3 separate regions of the Homo sapiens genome follow, and regions 2 and 3 are each linked to region 1. Evidence: chromatin contacts called from ENCODE Hi-C data. All regions are on one chromosome and are shown on one strand. Each heading gives the region's core, a stretch centred on a gene start or an enhancer-like site at or near the end of the contact. The rest is flanking DNA. Distances are from core to core; before and after follow the strand shown. Region 1 holds the start of BRD3OS (BRD3 opposite strand). Region 2 holds the start of NSMF (NMDA receptor synaptonuclear signaling and neuronal migration factor). Region 3 overlaps GRIN1 (glutamate ionotropic receptor NMDA type subunit 1).

The links. A loop is a pair of places that touch in the nucleus more often than their neighbours do. Pooled maps may share reads with other maps.
Region 2: a pooled map shows a loop between it and region 1 (18-fold over the local background). The contact joins the promoter of NSMF here to the promoter of BRD3OS in region 1. A Hi-C loop is called at or near these places in 2 of 37 single-sample maps with no recorded cell type and 8 of 50 pooled maps.
Region 3: a map with no recorded cell type shows a loop between it and region 1 (31-fold over the local background). The contact joins the enhancer-like site here to the promoter of BRD3OS in region 1. A Hi-C loop is called at or near these places in 4 of 37 single-sample maps with no recorded cell type and 4 of 50 pooled maps.

The regions. Positions count from the first base shown.
Region 1 is chr9:134,023,897-134,027,350 of GRCh38, forward strand. BRD3OS (BRD3 opposite strand) reads left to right here and starts at 1,585. Exons shown (of 3, transcript NM_001355256.2): 1 at 1,585-1,640; 2 at 1,949-2,194; 3 at 2,312-3,454. The coding sequence starts at 2,852. The coding sequence ends at 3,106. RefSeq lists silencers at 1,019-1,148, 1,459-1,878.
Region 2 is chr9:137,457,600-137,461,053 of GRCh38, forward strand. NSMF (NMDA receptor synaptonuclear signaling and neuronal migration factor) reads right to left here and starts at 1,735. Exons shown (of 16, transcript NM_001130969.3): 1 at 1,433-1,735; 2 at 889-950; 3 at 1-302. The coding sequence starts at 1,503. It overlaps PNPLA7 (patatin like domain 7, lysophospholipase), which reads right to left. Exons shown (of 35, transcript NM_001098537.3): 34 at 3,035-3,138; 35 at 2,353-2,877. The coding sequence ends at 2,794. RefSeq lists enhancers at 1-616, 3,440-3,454 and silencers at 1,256-1,525, 1,616-1,965.
Region 3 is chr9:137,149,756-137,153,209 of GRCh38, forward strand. The region is part of intron 4 of GRIN1 (glutamate ionotropic receptor NMDA type subunit 1); the gene reads left to right. Among named protein-coding and RNA genes, the nearest start is that of GRIN1, 12 kb to the left of the region's middle. RefSeq lists an enhancer at 1,676-1,995. Within about 2 kb of position 1,761, at least 4 of the 41 ENCODE cell types and tissues checked have a DNase peak (open chromatin) inside an H3K27ac peak, as active enhancers do.

The DNA of each region.
Region 1 (3,454 bases), core at 335-2,834:
TTTTCCCAGGTCGGAAGACTGGGAGATCATGTAAGATTTAAACGTTTTCAAATTTGTTGAAACTGATTTATGGTCCAGCATGTGATCAGTTTTGCTAAACGTCCTGTGTAGGTACTTGTGAAGAAAGTGCGAGGCAGGCGGATCACAAGGTCAGGAGTTCGAGACCAGCCTGGCCAATATGGTGAAACCCTGTCTCTACTAAAAATACAAAAATTAGCTGGGCGTGGTTGCCGGCGCCTGTAGTCCCAGCTACTCAGGAGGCTGAGGCAGGAGAATCGCTTGAACCTGGGGGGCGGAGGTTGCAGTGAGCTGAGATCGTGCCACCACACTCCACCCTGGGTGACAGAGTGAGATTCCCTTTCAAAAAAAAAAAAAAAAAGAATGTGCGTTCCACAGCTGTGGGCTTAGTGCTCACACTAAGCATCTTCCTTGGATGTCTGTTATGCTTATTTTCTTTTTTTTTAGAGATGGGGTTTTGCTGTTTCGTCCCAGCTGAAGTGCAGTGGCATGATTATGGCTCACTGCAGCCTCGAACTCCTGGCTCAAGGGATCCTCCTGCCTCAGCCTCCCAAGTAGGTGGGACTCAGAGGTGAGCCACCACACCAGGTTCCATTATGCTAGTTTTCTTAATTGGCATTGGAGAAAACCATAAAATTAGGGGAAAAGGGTAGATACTAAAAGAGTGCTATTGGAGTATGATTGGAGGTGGAGTGAGAAAAGGAAATAGACCTTGCTTTCATGGGGCTGTTGAGGAGTCCAAATGAGCAGTATAGAGGCCTGGCTTGGTTGGATGAGATGGAGAAATTCAAGACCTATTTTTGAGATAGTAAGCCCGGACATTTAATTAATTAAAAATAATTGTATCAATTACTGAGAGTAAGAATACTAATAAAAGCAGTAACAGCAGTGGCAAAAGTAACCACACAAGCAGAAATACGAAAACCAAGATGATAAGACCATACAGTCCGGCAGTGTCTTACTAACAGGGTTGTGGGCGTCCCACTCCTTCTCTTCATCCTCCTCCAGCTCCTCCTCCACGTCTTCCTCCAGCTCCTGCTCCTCTTTCTTTTCCAGTACCTCCTCAGCCCCTTCTCCTCTGCCAGCCCCTCCTCCCACCTCCGCTCCCAGCCCCTCCTCCTTTCCCAGCCCCTCACCATCCAGCCCCTCCTCCTCCATCTCCTCCTCCTCTCTCAGCTCCTCCTCCTCCCCCAGCTCCTCCTCCTGCTCCTCCTTCTCCTCCACTCCTCCTTCTGCTCCTCCTTCTCGTTCAGCTCCTCCTCTCCCAGCCCCTCCTCCTCCTCCAGCCCCTCCTCCTCATCCAGCCCTTTCTCCTCTCCCAGCCCCTCCTCTCCCAGCTCCTCCTCCTCCTCCCTCCTCCTCCTCCAGCCCCTCCTCCTCCAGCCCCTCCTCCTCCAGCCCCTCCTCCTCCTCTTCCAGTTCCTATTCGGGGCGGGCCCAGCCCCTCCTCGCGGAGCGATCGATGGCTTGGGCTCGTCGCACACGCCTGCCCAGCCTCTGCGCTCGGCTCGCCAGGCCTGCGGCGCTGCCATGGAGACACGGCCCAGCGGCCGCCGGCCCCGCCCTGGGAGCCCCGCAGTGCGTCGCGCCGCTGCCCGCATCTCCGAGGCCCGCGACGAGCGGTGACTGGGGCGGGCGACGTGGGGGACCCGGGGATGCGGGCAGACGATAGGGGGCTGGAGGATGGGGCGACCCAGAGCGCGCGGGGTCTGGGGCGCGGGGATGGGGGCCGCGGGCCACGCGACGGGGACCCCAGGGTGCGCGCAGGTGGCGGGGACGCGCGATGGGGGCCCGGGAAGCTGAGGCTGACCTAGCGCAGGCATCCCAGGAGGGGAGGTCCCTGACGCTGCGCAGCTGGGAAGGCGTTCGGGAGTGGGTTGCGATGCTTCCCTGTTTGTTTTCTCCTGACATCGTTTTTGTTTGGGTCCAGGGGCCTCACGGGAGCTGGATGCTCGGAGCAGCAAGGCGGCCCTGGGGGCCCCTTCCGGTCCCGGGGCTGACGCCTGGCGGCGTCTCCGGGAACCCGCGCCCTTTCAAGCGCCGCTGGCTCCTGTTTCACAGATGGAGACCCTGAAGCCCCAACAAGCAGCCTCCCCAGCACCTCCCAGTGACTGAAAAAGCTGGCACTGGGCGCCCGTCTCACTCTCCACCCAGCTCCCAGGCTGCCCCACGGGACGTAAGTAGCTCGATCTAGGCCGCTGACCCCCAGAGACTTGATGCTGCGCTGCAGACTGCCGCCGCTGCCGGGGCGCTTGACTTCCCCTCTCCTGACAGCACGTTCGTTCCTTTGCAGCAGCACCTTTGGGGAGAGACGAGACCTGAACAAACGCTGGGGCTGGATCCCCAGGGTGGGTCAGAACAGCCGTTGCCCTGAAAGCTGGCCCGGACAGATGCGTGCGGGGCGTGCCACCGGAGCTCCTTCCAGCTTGCGTCTGGGGCCACCATGTCCCTTCCTCAGGGCACTGGATCCATCTCTTCAAGCTCAGTGGTCCAGGCCATGGTGGCAGAATCACCCCCCAGGGTGTGACGCCTCGTCCCTGTCAATTCCACACAGCTGCACCCGGAAGAGCTGTGGCCGGGCGCCGCTCTGACCTGTGTGCGGTCCCCTGAATGGGTCTCAGGTGTCTTCAGAATGGTGAGGCCGCCTCATTTCCTCACCACACAACCCTCCTGAGGACGTTGCCTGCAAATGGGCGGAATTCCTAATTTCTACCATTCAGTTAAACGAGGGATCCTTAAGCCCCAAAGCTGGGAAAGCTGTCCGTTAATTTAGTGCGCGTGGGCCGTCTCAGAACAGCAGGGTTCCCAGGAGTCCAGCGGGACGGGGGAGGGGATGAGTGGCCGTGTCCCCCTGGCAGAGAAGGCCTTGTCTGAAGGCTACGCCCGCCTCCGGTACAGGGACACCTCCTTGCTCATCTGGCAGCAGCAACAGCAGAAGTTGGAGTCGGTGCCACCTGGGACGTACCTGAGCAGGAGCCGAAGCATGTGGTACTCACAGTATGGAAATGAGGCCATCTTGGTCCGAGACAAAAACAAGCTCGAGGTCTCTAGGGACACAGGGCAGTCCAAGTTTTGCACAATTATGTAATTCCGATGTGAGCACCTGAACCCAGGACCACACTTTGAGGAAAACAGACCTGAGTTTCATTCAGTTGTCTTGTTGATTTCCAATCCTTGCTGGAAGATTTTGAATAATGAACGTGAAGATCAAACTGTGGTGTAAGAACCCAAGAAGCGCAGAATTGGCCCCCGAACCCCTCAGCACAGCCGCGGTGTGACTGGTGCACAGGACACTTCCCCTCTAGAGTCCCCTCCGTGGTCAGCTGTTGTGACATTTGAATTCTCCAGGTGCTGCTAGGGACAGCATAGGCCCGGGCACTGCTAGATGCTTGGTTTAAACCAGGCCAAGAGTAACCCTCCCATCCCCATTACAAAC
Region 2 (3,454 bases), core at 485-2,984, 3.4 Mb after region 1:
GCCACCAGGGCTGGCGCGCAGGGGCTGGCTGTGATGGTGAGGGTGCCGCTGCCGCCGCCCCTTCACCACCGCCAGCTCAATGGCCTCCGCCTCAGGGCTGGGCAGCAGGGCAGGCTCCCCAGAGATGGTGTACACTCGAGGCTGAGGGCCCTCGCCTGCGGGCTTCCTAATGCTGGGCTCCTCTGAGAGGCTGCCCTCGTAGCAGCCGTTGGAGACGAGGGACAGGCGGCGCTTGTTCTGGGGGGCCGGCTGCATCTCGGGGGACCCGTCGTGGCCAGAGTAGGCATCAGCCAGCAGGTGATCTAGGAGAGACACTGAGTGAGCCTGCCTGCCGCGTGTGGGCCCCCCGCTGCCGGTTTCATAGCAGGCCGAAGGCAGAGAACACCCAGTGGGCACCTGGCCTCTGTGGGGGACTAGGGCTGCCCAAACCCTAGTCACTGGCGTGTTTCTGAGCCCCTCACTCCTATCTGGGCCTGAAGCTCTAGCATGTGCGTGGGGGCTGGGTGACGCTGTGCTACCTGTGTGCGGTCCTGCCGGGTAGGAACACGCAGGCCATCCCCCAGCCTGCGATCGCACCGTTTGCCTGGTGCCAACTTCCCCCTCCCCCCACCAGCTGGCCCCCAGAGGCAGTGGTGCCAGCCCTGGGGGAGCCAGGAGGCCTGTTGCCATGCCAACGGCCCAGGCGGGGTGGGTGCCATGGTGACGAGCGGCTGGGAACTGCTCCTGGGGCTCGGGCAGGGAGGGCAGGGGATGTAAGGAAGCCAGGCCGGCAGGGCGCCGGGCCCACGCGCAACCAATGCCCCTCACGCTCCACCCCCGGAGGCAGGGATCAGCATCCCTTGGGCTGGGGGGTCTGGGCGGCCCTGGCACGGCCTCGCGTGCCCCTACCTGCGCCGTTGCGGTTCTCAGGGTGACTCTGGGACAGGTACTCTCCAAACGCTCGGGCTGCTCTGAGGGTGGACAGAGGGCACGGTCAGAGGCCACGGCACGACCCTCCCAAACACCGGGCCGCGCAAGAGCCGGGGGTCCGGTCCCCAGCCAGGCCCTCGGCGTCTGGAAGGAGGGTCGGGGTCGTCCCCCTCCGGGAGCCCACACACCCTTGGTCCTGGTGCGCCCTGGCCAGGCCTGCAGGCCCGGCCCCTGCCCGTCGGACCGTGGAGAGGGGTCGCGAGGCCGGTCGGCTGCTGTTCCCCGGGGGAACCGAGGCCACTCCCGACCTGGGGGGTGCGCTCGCCCACCACGCGCTCGCGAGGGGAGGGGAGGGAAGAGCAGGGCAGGGGACCAGGAAGAGGGAGGCGCGGGGCGCGGGGAGGGCGCCTCAGTGGCAGAGGCCGGGGCCCGGGAGCCCGGGGAGCACCGCGGGGCAGGGGCGGACTCGGGCGGGGTCGGAGGTCCAGGGCGGGGTGCGGGAAGGCGGCCCCGCCGCACTCACCGCACTTTGGCCGCCACCGAGGACATGGCCTCGCTCCTCAGCGCCCTCCTCCTGGAGGCGGCGGCGCCCATGGTCGAGGCGGCGGCGCATCCCCCGGGCCTCAGAGCGCGCCCCGCGCCCGCCGCCTCCGCCGGGGTAGCCGCGCCGCACCGGGGGTCGCGCTCGGGCTCGGGCTCGGGGTCTCGCTCGGGCTCCGGCTCGGGCTTGGGCTCGGGGTCGGGCTCGGGGTCGGGCCCGGTCCCCGCATGGCCGCACCCGGCGCTCCGCGCGTGCCGCCGCTCCCGGGAGAGCGCTGCCCGAACCGAGGGCCGGCCCCGCCCATCGTGACGTCAGGGCCCGGGCGGGCCCAGAGGGGCGGTCGGCCCCACCTACCGTGACGTCAGGGCCCCGGAGAGCTCGGAGAGGACATGTGGCCCCGCCCACCGTGACGTCCGGGCCCGGGTTGAGTTGGGGGCGGGGCCGGGCGGCCTGGCTCCGCGCCCTCTCGTCCAGGCCTCCAGAGCGGGGAAACTGAGGCCAGCGGCCCCCTGGTCGCAAAGTCCTGGGCCCTCGGCCCTCACGATCTGCTGCTCAGACCTGCAGGATCACAGGGAGGCCGGTTCTCCCTCCCCTTACACAAAAGGGCTCCCTGTGCAGTTTGGGAACTGGAAACCGAAGGGGAAGCCAGTTTAGGGGGCACCCAGTTTGCACGAGGCCAGAGAGAGACAGAGGGGCCCGTCCTGGTCCTGGGGGGCCACAGCTCTATGCAGACTCTGGACGCCCTACCTGCCTGGCCTGCATTTGCCGCCCTAGGGCTCTCAGGCCCCAGCAGTGGGGTCCTTTGAGGAGGACTGGGGACTGCCCAGCCTCAGGGACCACCCGCATCAGGGAGAACCAGTAGTGTTTCTTTGCCACAGGGACCTCGGCCCGGGAGACACGTCCAACAGTGAGATCCACCTTTATTGAAACATCACACGGCAGCATCAGGGCTCCCACACCTCACAGGGCAGCAGGCAGTTCACAGGACAGCAGGCAGTTCACAGGGCTTTGGGGGCCTCACAGGGCAGCAGGTGGTTCACAGGGCTTCGGGGGGCCTCACAGGGCTTCGGGGGGCCTCACAGGGCTGCAGGGGGTTCACAGAGCTTCAGGGGCCTCACAGAGCTTCAGGGGCCTCACAGGACTGCAGGGGGGCTCACAGGGCCCTGTATGCAGGGCTGCTGGTACAAAGAAGAGGCCCAGAGAACCCTAACACAGCCTGGGGCCCCGGGGAAGTCAGGGCTTCCAGCAGGGCAGGTACAGAGGCCCCTAGGACTTGGCAGGAGCCTCAGCCTTGGGGACAGTCCCACGGAAGACGCTGCATCCGGGCTCTTTAGCAGAGGCCTCTACCCGTCCTGGTCAGAGGAGCCCTCAGACAGTTTTGGGAAAGCCAGACTGGGGTGTCGATGCCGCAGTGAGGACTCGTCCTCCTGCAAGCAGACCGCATGTTCCAGGTGAGGACCAGGCAGGGCAGGGGCTCTGCAGCGCTGGTAACCCGGTGGGACCACAGGGAGGGAGTGGCCGGCACAGGGCCAGGCACCAAGGCTCAGCTGTGGGCACCAGGTGGGACCATGCCCAGCTCCTCACCAAGTCTGAGCCCTGCTGGGCTGAGGTGCTCTGGAAGTCTGCGTATGCATCCCTGGGGACGTCCAGCAGCTCCTCCTCGTACTCCGTCTGGTAGTCAGATTCGTCTGGCACCGAGGGTAGGGCTGCGTCAGTCCCCTCCCAAGGAAGGGACCGTACCCAGCATAGCCACACTCAGAGGCAGAACCGGCCACAGATGCCCACCCCCGCCTCCAAGGTGGCCCGGGGCCCTACACGCAGCCACCTGGTCCCAGGGCAGCCCTGCACACCACCCCTGGTTCTGTCTGGCTCCAGCTTTGCCCCAGCACATCACTTCGTGGGTCTTCCACAAGGACAAGGAGCGGGCAGACACTCCTCCCCTTGTCAGCCAAGCACCCTGAGGGCTCCAGCACCCCAGACCTGGCAACTGTGGATAGGGGCTGC
Region 3 (3,454 bases), core at 511-3,010, 3.1 Mb after region 1:
GGAGCCTTGCCCCATGGGACAGCCAAAACCCCACTGTCCCTGACCTAAAAGCTCTGCTAGGCTCCAACAGAGCGGAGCAAAACAGCAGTGAAACACCCGGAGGAACACAGCCCAGCCCTCCAGCCCTGCATATGGGAAAGAGCCGGCGACACTCTCAGTCCCAGGGCAGACCACCATTTCCACGGTCCATCAAATGACCCTCTAGCACGGAGACAGATGCAGCCCCCTCACCAGGGCAGAACGCAGGGTGGGGCCAGCCAGGGCTCCTCGGACTAGAAGGCAGGAATCTCCCCAGCCCAAGGTAGGGTTGTTGCTTAGAGCTGCCCACGGGGCCTTACATGCTCCTCCTGCAGCTGCTATAAAAAGGCACTAATCGTCCCCCATTACGCCCCCTGCACTCGGCTTTAAGCTCACAGGTCACTTGTCCACTCCACTCATCCAACTGCAAGCCCCAGGGAGGGTTGGCCTGGGCTCCAGGAAAAAAGATTTTTAAAGACGTGACCAGGCAAAGTCCCAAGGGTATGCACAGGTCCCAAAGAAGGAATGCCCCGCCCAGGGAAAGACCCGCCCAGAAAAAAAGACCCGCCAAGGGAAAGCTCCGCCCAGAAAAAGACCTGCCCAGGGAAAGCCCCGCCCAGAAAAAAGGTCCTCCCAGGGAAAGCCCCACCCAGGGAAAGCTCCACCCAGATAAAAGCCCGCCCAGGGAAAGCCCCGCCCAGAAAAAAAGATCCGCCAAGAGAAGTCTCCGCCCAGATAAAAGCCCCGCCCAGAAAAAGACCCGCCAAAGGAAAGCCCAGCCCAGAAAAAAGACCTGCCCAGGGAAAGCCCCACCCAGGGAAAGCTCCGCCCAGATAAAAGCCCGCCCAGGGAAAGCCCCGCCCAGAAAAAAGACCAGCCCAAGGAAAGCTCCGCCCAGGGAAAGCCCCGCCCAGAAAAAAAGACCTGCCCAGGGAAAGCTCTGCCCAGATAAAAGCCCGCCCAGGGAAAGCCCCGCCCAGAAAAAAGACCAGCCCAAGGAAAGCCCTGCCCAGAAAAAAGACCGCCCAGGGAAAGCCCCGCCCAGAAAAGACCCGCCCAGGAAAAGCTCTGGCCAGATAAAAGCTCAGCCCAGGGAAAGCCCCGCCCATAAAAAAGCCCCGCCCAGATAAAAGCCCTGCCCAGCGAAAGCCTCGCCCAGGGAAAGCCCCACCCAGAAAAAGACCCGCCCAGGGAAAGCCCAGCCCAGAGAAAAGACCCGCCCAGGGAAAACTCTGCCCAGATAAAAGACCCGCCCAGGGAAAGCCCCGCCCAGAAAAAGTCCCGCCCAGGGAAAGCCCCGCCCAGAAAAAAAACCCGCCCAGGGAAAGCCCCGCCCAGAAAAAAGTCGCGCCCGGGGAAAGCCCTGCCCAGAAAAAGTCCCGCCCAGGGAAAGCCCCGCCCAGGGAAAGACCCGCCCAGAAAAAAGTCCCGCCCAGAAAAAAGTCGCGCCTGGTGAAAGCCCTGCCCAGAAAAAAGACCAGCCCAGGGAAAGCCCCTCCCAGAAAAAAAGACCCGCCCAGGAAAAAGCTCTGGCCAGATAAAAGCTCCGCCCAGGGAAAGCTCCGCCCAGGGAAAGCCCCGCCCAGAAAAAAAGCCCCACCCAGGGAAAGCCCAGCCCAGAAAAAGACCCGCCCAGGGAAAACTCCACCCAGAAAAAAGACCAGCCCAGAGAAAGCCCAACCCAGAAGAAAGCCCCACCCAGGGAAAGCCCCGCCCAGGGAAAGCTTCACCCAGAGAAATTCCCACTTAGAGAAATTCCCACTCAGAGAAAGCCCCACCCAGAAACGTGCCACCCAGGGAAAGCCCCACCCAGTGAAAGCCCCTACCAGAAAAAGCCCCGCCCAGAAAAAGCCCCTCTTAGAGAAAGCCCCGCCAGACTCTCAGAAGTTAATTTCCTTTTTCGTTGTTTTGAGAGGGAGTCTTGCTTTGTCACCCAGGCTGGAGTGCAGTAGTACAATCTCAGCTCACTGCAACCTCTGCCTCCTGGGTTCAAGCGATTCTCCTGCCTCAGCCTCCCGAGTAGCTGGGACTACAGGCACAAGCCACCACACCCGGCTAATTTTTGTATTTTTAGTAGAGACGGGGTTTCACCATGTTGGCCAGACTGGTCTCGAACTTGTGGCCTCTTTTTTTTTTTTTTTTTTTTTCTTTGAGATGGAGTCTCACTCTGTCACCCAGGCTGGAGTGCAGTGGCTCGATCTCGGCTCATTGCAAGCTCCACCTCCCGGGCTCACGCCATTCTCCTGCCTCAGCCTCCCAAGTAGCTGGGACTACAGGCCCCTGCCACCACGCCCTGCTACTTTTTTGTATTTTTAGTAGAGACGGGGTTTCACCATGTCAGCCAGGATGGCCTCAATCTTCTGGCCTCATGATCTGCCCGCCTCGGCCTCCCAAAGTGCTGGGATTACAGGAGTGAGCCACCGTGCCCAGCCACTTGTGGCCTCTTCTGTTATTTTCTGAATTGTTTACACTTCCCTTACTCATCACAGAGCTTGAGAGAAATTCTGTAGCTGTGATGGGATAAAAGGATGGATGGGCAGGTGAACAAATGGACAGACAGCTGGCTGGGAAGTGGAATTTCTTCATCCAAGATGGGTCAACTCAAGGAATCGATTGCCCTAAAACATACCTGTTCCACTGTTGGCCACTTTTGCAATAGACAAGTTCACATCAAGCTAGACCTGCCTGATCCCTACATTCTAACTGGAGTGACCAACAGGACACGGGAGAGAAAACCACATACAAAACCAATCCACAGAACCCCGCCATGCCCAGGTCCCCACAGAGAGGGGAGGGGGCGTTTTCTCCACTTTTTTTTCTCGGCCTGTGAGCCCCTGAGCCGTGCACTGCGGTCCCACAGGTTGACCCCGCGTTGCCAGCCTCAGGGCCAAGGTCACGTTTCCAGACATGGCCCTAAGAAAAAGGCCAGCCCAGGGGAAGGGACATGGTCAGGGCACACAGGAACCACGTGCATACCACACATCCATGCCCATGAGCACACACCACACACCACATGTGTATGCACATACCATACACACGTGCACAAATGCATGTATACACACTATAGTCACACCATGCATACATCTCTACCCACACATGCAGAATCATGTACAGGTCATACACAACACACACGCATGTATGCACATGCCATATACACACCACATGTACCATGCATACACCATACACACATGTGCGCAAATGCATGTACACACACCATCACACCACTCATACATCTCTACTCACACATGCAGAATCATGTACAGGTCATACACAACACATACACGTGCACACATGCCATATACACACCACGTGTACACACATGCACCATGCATACACCACACACACACGTGCACAAATGTATGTACACACACCATAGTCACACCACTCATAGATCTCTACCCACACATGCACCATCATGTACAGGTCACACACAACA